Regions from separate parts of the Homo sapiens genome. Here region 2 is linked to region 1. Evidence: read pairs that join two places in POLR2A ChIA-PET (ENCODE). Cell type or tissue: IMR-90. All regions are shown on one strand. Links, peaks and the distances in the headings refer to the core of each region. The heading gives the core; the rest is flanking DNA.

Evidence for each region. ChIA-PET counts read pairs that join two places held together with the same protein. Peaks named below come from ENCODE experiments on the same cell type or tissue, not always from the same donor. Only the 100,000 strongest peaks of a DNase experiment are listed, where the experiment ranks them.
Region 2: POLR2A ChIA-PET joins it to region 1 with 5 read pairs; 2 of 35 experiments call an interaction of 5 or more read pairs at or near these places.

What each region holds. Positions count from the first base shown.
Region 1 is chr17:41,312,815-41,317,209 of GRCh38, forward strand. KRTAP17-1 (keratin associated protein 17-1) reads right to left here and starts at 2,896. Exons shown (of 1, transcript NM_031964.2): 1 at 2,098-2,896. The coding sequence starts at 2,836. The coding sequence ends at 2,519. In IMR-90, for the core only: no CTCF peak of the experiment used is centred there; no DNase peak of the experiment used is centred there; H3K27me3 peaks cover 153 bases.
Region 2 is chr17:40,920,592-40,924,986 of GRCh38, forward strand. KRT23 (keratin 23) reads right to left here. Exons shown (of 9, transcript NM_015515.5): 8 at 3,881-3,912; 9 at 2,109-2,492. The coding sequence ends at 2,398. It overlaps LOC105371777 (a long non-coding RNA gene), which reads left to right. Exons shown (of 3, transcript XR_934754.3): 3 at 817-900. Among named protein-coding and RNA genes, the nearest start is that of KRT23, 15 kb to the right of the region's middle. In IMR-90, for the core only: no CTCF peak of the experiment used is centred there; a DNase peak (open chromatin) is centred at 1,920; H3K27ac peaks cover 419 bases.

The DNA of each region.
Region 1 (4,395 bases), core at 115-4,114:
GCAGATTCACTGGTCTCTGGACAAGTGTGTCCCATTGGCAGCTCCTGCTTTGGCGGTGGCTTTGTCTTAGGGGTTAAAGAGCCAGTTCCTAGGAAGCCAGTTCCAGCCAGAGTGAAAATGGCTCAAATAGTAGAGTCCGAAACTGAACCAAGGCAGAGTCAAATCTCAGGTTCTCTCCAAAAGAAGACATTAATAATACTGCTGGGTTCATAAATGAAAGAAAAAAATGAAAACACAATGAGCTACCACTATACACCTGCTGGAATGGCTAGAAATAAAAAGACTGATAATATTAAGTGTTACCAAGGACATAGACACTGGAACTCTCAGACATTGCTGGTTGGAATACAAAATGCTGTGGCCACTTTGCAAAACAACTCGGCAGTTTCACATAAGGTTAAGCATTCACTTACCATTTAAACAGCCATCCAATTGCTAAGTATTTATCCAAAACAAAGCATATGTTCACCAAAAAAAAAAAATTGTACGAGAATGCTCATAGCAGCTTCATTCATAATAGCCAGAAACACAAAAGAATCCAAATGCCCATAAGTAGGTGAATATATTTTTAATGTAGTTTATCTGTATAATGGGATGCCATTCAGTAGAAAAAAAAATGAATTATTGATACCTGCAACAATGAACAGATACAAAACATGATAGGCAAAATGAAAAATAGTGCATACTGCATGATTTCTTTTATATGAAATTCTAGACATGGTGAAATCTGTAGTAACATAAAGAACAGGTTGATGGTTGCCAGGGTCTGGGGGTGGGGGAAGAACTGACTGCAAAGACAAACTGGGAATTTTGGGGGTGATGGAAAGTTCCATAAAGATCTTGAGTGCAGTGGTGGTTACATAAGTATACACGAATGTCAGATCACATCATACTGTTCACTAAAAATGGGAACTTTTTATTATATGTAAATTATATTTCAATAAAGTTGACCATAAAAAATGAAACAAAAAAATTTTTTAAAGAAAAAGGTAAAAGCAACATAATCCCAGTTTTATTCATAACTATGCTTAGAAAACAGTCTGGAAAGCTTATCAGTAATAGACTCTGAGTGGTGAGCCTTCGAATGCTATATTCTTTATATGTTTCTGTATTTTTTCATTTTTTAGAGTTCATTGCTATGCTTATAATCAGAAAAAAATTTTTCTTTGTCAAATGAAACATCGCTTTGTAGGCATAAAAATAAATACTATTTTTCCAGGGCAAGAGCAAAATTAGTTTTATTACACACACAGCTTAAGGTCACTTTCAACAAAAGGTTGATCAACTGTCTTTTGAGTTTTAACCTCCCAGGTGGACCCACACACCTTGGCTGGGCCCTACCTAGCAGAGGTATACTCACTCCCTCCTCCTTAGAACTCAGGCAGAAGAAACGTAGCTGGTTCCAGGTAAGACAACCTAGCACAGAAAAGTGAGACTGGACCAAGCATGAGGCTGGAAGAAGGAACTGTACTGCGCAGAACATCCTCAGAAACTGTGAATTCACTAGCTTTGCCATTAGAAATCCTTTCCATTCAGAACCAATCTTGTTTTACCAAAGCCTCCTTTCCGACTTTGCCAGAAAGTTCTGATCAAGCCTGAAGCCCTCCTGCAGAACCATCCTAGGAGAGCTGTAGTGCAGAAGAAAGCCATGCCCCTCAATCACCATTAAATGTGGCCAGCATCAGCATTCACCCAGGAGCTTTTAAAAATGCAGGTCCCTAGGGACTCTAGGCCCTAGAGCTAACGGGTAAAATCTCCAGTGATAAAACCCAATGATCTATATTTTTAAAAGCTTTTCAAGTGAATCTCATGCAGCACACGGAAGCTTCCGTCTAGATCTATGGTTCTCAAACTTCAGTGCATAAGAATTATCTAAGGTTCTTGTTAAAAACACAGATTCCCAGGCCACACTTTGGTGGATTCTGATTCTGTATGTCTTAGGGAGGGCCTCAGAGTCTCCAGTTTTAACAAGCTCCCAGGTGATTCCGACGCAGGTGATCCAAAAACCACAATTCAAAAACCCTAAGGCAGATGCCAGAGTGAATTTTTCTAACCCAGTCCTCAGCAGGGAGGTCAAGGAAGAGGCAAGAGAACTAATTAGGTTATGCCAGCATGCTCAAATTTATTAAGAGGCTCACAAAGAAGATGGACCTTTTTTGCATCTCAAAGCTGCAGAAAGCCAGGGCGGAGGATCAGTCCCAAAGACACCTTGAAGAAGAGGATGTCTTATAGTACAAGACATTGAACTTCATGTGAATAAGTAAAGTATTGGGGATTCACCCTTGAGCTTGGGATCACTTAGTTGTGACCGAGTTTTAATGTTTCATCAGAGTATGGCTCTTGTTCTCGGTGCCTTGAAATACCAGAGAAGGTGTTGGAGAACAAGCCCTCCTCTACAAATCACAGAAAGACAAGACACTGTCTTGGGGGTATGGAAGGTTCTGGACACGAGGGGCTGTCCCCCTGGAGCAGATGGAGGCTTTCGGTGGGACTGCATCAGTGGTGGAGGGAAAGGTCTTCATTTTGTGTCGCATATAGGTGTGGGCTGGCAGCACACAGGCCCACAGCACCCGGAGCCGCAGCAACTGGACCCACAGCAACTGGATCCACAGCAGCCACCCCCGCAGCCTCCGCAGCCTCCACAGCCTCCGCAGCCAGATCCACAGCAAGACGATCCGCAGCAGCTGCCCCCGCAGCCAGAGCCCCCGCAGCCAGAGCCCCCACAGCCACAGCAGGAGCCGCAGCAGCCACAGCAGCCCGGCTGACAGCAGCACTCTTCACAGCAGTTTTGCTCCTGGGTGCAGCAGGTGAAGCAGTCCCCCGGGCAGCACCCCATGGTCCGGGCCCGTCAGCTCGCAGGTCGGTAACGCAGCCGGAGTTCCCCACGACTGACGGTGGCCAGCCATCTGGATGGCAGCTTTTATATCCCCTCACCCAGGCATGAGGGACGGGATGTTTTCTTTGTTATTATTTATGCAAGTTTCCATAAGACCGGCTCATTAACTGGCTGTTTATTTTCCAGTCCTGAGTACCTCAACTCATAAAAACGCCCCACTCCTGCCAACTGCTGTTTATCCAGAGGGTAAAAATACATCTTCGAAAAGACCTGTCATCATGGCCAAGCATCTGCCAGCTGTCATTAGCCCAGGTTGGAGATGGGAAGGGGAAGCCGGCCACAGCTTCTGGCTCTGGAATGAGGGGCTTGCCTTCCACATCTTCGCAGGTTGGCGATGGACCCCATCTTCCATGGATGCTAGTCCTGGAAAGGCAGACCGGCAACAGCCGAATGCTCTGTTCCCCCTGACACCAGTGGAGGCTACTGAGAACGCCTGGTCACGTGGCTCCTCCCAGGTGGAAATGGCATCCTCATCCCGGTTCATGTGAGCCAGGCAAATGTTTGTGTCTGTGTGTGGTATGGGGAGTGTGCCACACGTTTAGGCTTGGCCGGTGAGCATCAGTCATGAGTAATAACTGCCCTGTGAAACCGAGAGAGACTCATCGTAAAGCTGCAAGAAGCTGGTAAGGCATGGTCTGTCTCGGCGGCAAGGTGAGCTGAATATTCGCACTTCTCTCTAAATAGGTGGGAAGAACTGAGATCAGAACCCTCTACCCACCCCCACTCCAGCCCCAGGCCTTTCCTTGACCGGGGAAGGAAGAGATGCAGGAGGAGGAAGAAGAGGAGAAGGGGAGGAAGAAAGGAAAGAAGAAAAGAAAGAAGAAAGCAGGAAGGAGATCAGTAAATATCCAAAATGCTACATTAAAATGGGAATGTAACGCACTTTTTTTAAGAGTTCGAACCTTATAGACCATCTGGCAGAAGGAGAAATTAGAATACAAAATACCCAGAGTGTCATCCCAAGGAATAAAATGCCTTTGCAAGGAGTCTAAAATCTACAGATGGTTCAGGTCCATGTGTAAATTTTGAGATGGGTCAAAATTTCTGTCTCTTTCTTGGACTTTGGTACCTTGTTCTCCTCTTGGAGTGCCCATGGCAGCCCTGGAGCTGGAATACAACATCTAGTAGGGGTAGAGGACAGAAGATAGGGGTGGGGTGGGAATGGAAGGAGGGATGGGAGTAAGGATCTGGATCAAGGGATCTAGTCCTTCCCTTTTCATTTCCCTTTCTTTGTAAGATGGGCTAGAAGTAAGACAGCCTCTAAGAAGGGCTAGAAGAACTAAGGACAGGGTGGGAGTCGGGAGGGTAAATGATGAATGAGTTACTTGGATCTGATATGATACTCAATACTTCACAGGATATGGAATTTTAGAGCTGGGAGGAACCCCTGAAACATCATCTGGTCCAGGGTTTTATATCAGAATTGCCTAAAAGGGGGCCTTTTGAAAAATACAGATTCCCAAACTGTATTCCAGTCCTTATGATAAATCAGAATGTGT
Region 2 (4,395 bases), core at 111-4,110, 390 kb before region 1:
ACTAAAAAATACAAAAATTAGATGCGCACAGTGGTGGGCGCCTGTAATCCCACCTACTTGGGAGGCTGAGGCAGTAGAATTGCTTCAGCCCGAAAGGCGGAGGTTGCAGTGAACTGAGATGGCACCATTGCACTCCAGCTTGGGTGATAGAGCAAGACTCCGTCTCAAAAAAAAAAGTCACCACATACAAATGCTGCACAAAGAAAACTTAGTGAAGATGTTTGTGTACTGGTTATTTTTGAGTCTCTTTGAAATAGTAAAGATAAATTATTAATTTTACATCAGAGAGTTAATGTATTTAGTTAAACCAATAGTACACTTTTGCTAGGGTGTGGTTATTCTGTTTTTATTTTTTTTCTTTTTTCTTTTTCTTTTCTTTTTTTTTTTTTTTGGCATTAAAGATCAGAAACACCAATTGTTGCCTTAAAGGGAAGATGAATCCAATTTTAACAGATGCTCAGTTCAGGAAATATCAAAAGCTACCCTTTACAAAGGAGTATTAAACATAGAGACAAAAAAATATGCAGGGCATTGCCAATGTATCAGATGACAATGGGACTAAATCACACCCATTTTTGGTTTAACAGCTGTTAAATGAGTCAAGAGACCTGGATCTAGATCCAGCTGCACCGATCCAGTGAGTGTCTGGGTAAATGCCTTCACTGCTCTGGGCCTCTGTTGATTTGTCTGTAAAATGGGAGATTTTGACTATCCTGTGTCTACAGTCTCTTAAATTGTTAATATCCTATAATTCCATGTGCAGTATTCTGACGATGTCTTAGTGGATATGTGGATTTCCCCCTTCCTTTTCTCCAGCAGTGCTCCTCTGCAGCAACCTCAGAACAGTGGCCCACACTCCTAGAATTTGAGAAAATGGCATCTTCTTCAGAGGACAGAGGTTCGTAGTCTCAGTGGTTTATTCACCTGCTACAGCTCAGCATGTGATGTGGTTTTGCTGTGTCCCCACCCAATTGTCATCTTGAATTGCAGCTCCCATAATTCCTATGTGTTGTGGGAGGGACCTGGTGGGAGGTAATTGAATCATGAGGGTCTTTCCCGTGTGCTGGTCTCCTGATAGTGAATAAGTCTCACAAGATCTGATGTTTTTTTTTTTTTTTTTTTTTTTTTGAGACAGAGTCTCACTCTTGTCACCCAGGCTGGAGTGCAGTGGTGCGATCTTGGCTCACTGCAACCTAAGCCTCCTGGGTTCAAGCAATTCTCCTGTCTCAGCCTCCCAGGTAGCTGGCATTACAAGCACCCACCACCATGCCCAGCTAATTTTTCGATTTTAGTAGAGACGGGGTTTCACCATATTGGCCAGGCTGGTCTCGAACTCCTGACCTCAGGTGATCCACCCACCTCGGCCTCCCAAAGTGCTGGGATTACAGGCGTGAGCCACTGTGCCTGGCCGAGATCTGATGGTTTTATAAAGAGGAGTTCCCCTGCACAAGCACTCTTGCCTGCTGCCATGTAAGACGTGTCTTGCTTCCCCTTTGCCCTCCATCATGATTGTGAGGCCTCCCCAGCCATGTCCACATGTGAGTCAATTAAACCTCATTCCTTTATAAATTACCCAGTCTCGGGTATGTCTTTATACCCGAGCATGAGAACAGACTAATATGGCATGATACTCTGGATCCTAGTATTTGCAATTTGAATTTTGGATGAGTTACTTCCCCTTTTAGAGCCATAGTATCTGTCTGTAATGAGAATTTTTTTCCCTTAATCTCCTTTTCTAGCTTAGAGTAGCCTAAAAGAGAGTTACTCTTTTAGGCCTTTCAGCTTTTTTCCTTTTTAAAAGTGAGATAGCATACTTTTTGGTCATCTCACACTCCCAGTGAGGCTTTCTGGGCCTCCCTTTCTCTGTTTCCTCCCTTCCCTTCCTACTGGCAGAAGTGTGGATTGTGGAGAGCCTCATGACCCATGACTCATGCCTAGGTTGCCTGGCTACAGGGTGACAATTCTGCCCAGTGTCTGGCTGCCGTGAACATGTCTGATGTCTGGAGATTTCTCTGGATCTTCCATGGACGATGTTCTGAGAACCCCTTGTTAGGATGAAACCCTGAGGTGCTGTCTTGCCTTATGATATTAAAAAAAGACACGATGCAGCTAGTGCGGAGTTTTATTGGCTACAAAATAGATGCAAAATGATGAGAATCTGAAGGCTGCAGTAGGAAAGTAGAGCTTTACCCTCATAAACTCGCACTTTGATTAGAAAAGTGCAATATATTAAGAGCATTATGAGAAGTCTGGTGAGACTGTTACAGAAAAAAAAAATAAAAGTTTCTGAGTCTGATAATTCCAAGGGTATCTTTTAGAACTCACTCACTGGTGTCTGTGCAAGGACTTTCCTTGGGGGAAAATAGATTTTACAACAGGCGGAAACTTTCATTGGTCTCATGCGTGCTTTTGGATTTCATTCACTTGACAAAGAACTAATCTTCCGTTGATGGTCTCCTGGGTTATGGCCTTGATCTTTGGAGTTGCAGACACTGAGAAAAAGAGCATGGAAGATGTCACTGCCATGCTTCTTCCACCATCTGAACTGTACTCATTTTCATTTCTCTGCTGTCAGCCCCTGAAGGCTCTCAGTGCCTTCCAAATGATCACTAAGCAATGAGGTGGGCTCTGCTGCTGGGAAAAGGGATTTCCCAAAGGAGGGATTTTCTCCCACTCTCCAGGAAATGAGGATCTCTGAACAGTGTCACCTTCTGGAGGTGAAGACCTTCATCATAGGTGTGCCTCATATGGAACCTAGTCTCTGACCACAAGCACTTGAGGAGTTCTTTCTCTGCCTGTGGGCTTTGTAGCACTGCACAGATTCCTTGAGCTTACAGAGCACTTAGTGCTATTCAGGGTACCTCATTTTAAAGTCTAGAAAGCATGCCACATGAGGAATGGGTGAGAAGCCAAGGATGCTTACCATGGCTGTTTTCAAATATATAACTTATTTGAATAAGTGCCTGTTGAAACATCAATAAAGCAATTCTAGACCATAGGGAAGAATTGAAATCATTAATAAATTTACAAGGGAGAATTTTGTTAAATTAAAACCTCTCCATTGGGACCATCCCATCAAGTATGGGTTCCCCATCCTAAGACATGTGTGAAGAGAGTCTCAAAGACCCTTGTCTTATTTTGTAGATGGGTAGCAGTGAGACCAGCTGTCCTGTGATGATTACTCCAACTGATTCTTTGAATCTCCAATGCCTTAGAATAGGTTTATCACAAACTAATCAGAAAGTGCCACTTGTCCCAGACTACAGTCTCCTGCAACTTTTCTGTGAGATATTAAAGGTAATCTGAGAAAGCATGTTTCCAGGTCAAAGATGTTTGGGAATACTGGGCTAAACAAAGTTAAACTTTTGTTGTTTCTACCTCTTTCTTGTTCCTTTTCTCCTTCAAAGCAGTACCTGTTCCATCTTTAATACACTGAACTGCAACAGGACTGTCCAAGAAGAGGATCATGGCACACAGTATTTCTAACCTTATCTGGCCATAGAACACAGTGTTCGTAATACACTATTCAAATCTCATGGAACACGAGTGTTCAACAGAATCATCTGAGAAATGAAATCATGAAATCATTGCCTCTTAGTTTTCTAGGGGTTTAGTAAACTGACTCCATTACTTAATAGAGACATAATACTATTAATTATCATTTTAATTTTCTTTACTGCTTGCTTTTACCTATATTGAGGACAATAATGAGAGCTTACATCATTTTGTATTAGCTAATTTGTTCATTGAAGATTCCTGACCCAGGACATTTTGAACCCAGGACATTTGGGAGTACATTAAGGATTATGACTACTACAAAATGGATAACCATGCTAATTCCTTAAAAACAGAGATTCAAACAATGAAGGAAATTTTTTACCTTTCATGCTCGACTTTGATTCTTCCCGTGTCCTATAAAAGTGATAAAGGTTAAAGCTCACTTTAGTATTAGCAACAATCATAACAACTTCTCAGGATGAACTAACTTCCTTCGCTTGCTTGTAAATCCTCTGCTCTTTAATGAGGATAATTGTCTGAGCTTAGTAGTCTCAAGGTCATGGGTTCACGGGAGAACCCGTCTGGATACAGAAGGCATTGGGTACCGCCTCCTGCTAACCCTGGAGTCAGGGGAAGTCCACCAACCATCCCCTCCTTTCAGCTGCAAGCTTGGTTTTCTCTAGGATCCCTGCCAGGGTCTGGGTCTCAAGCCTGAGACCCCTGAGCTTCTCAGGCTGTTCAAAGTTTGGTCTAGTGATGTTTTATTTATGTATTTTTATAAAACTTCTATCCCTTCCTTTCGGATCATAGAATATATATGCCCTTTATATGGCCAGCTGTTGTTATTTCCTGGGGTGGCCAGAAATATCAGATTGAAAGTCTAGACATCTCTAGCTC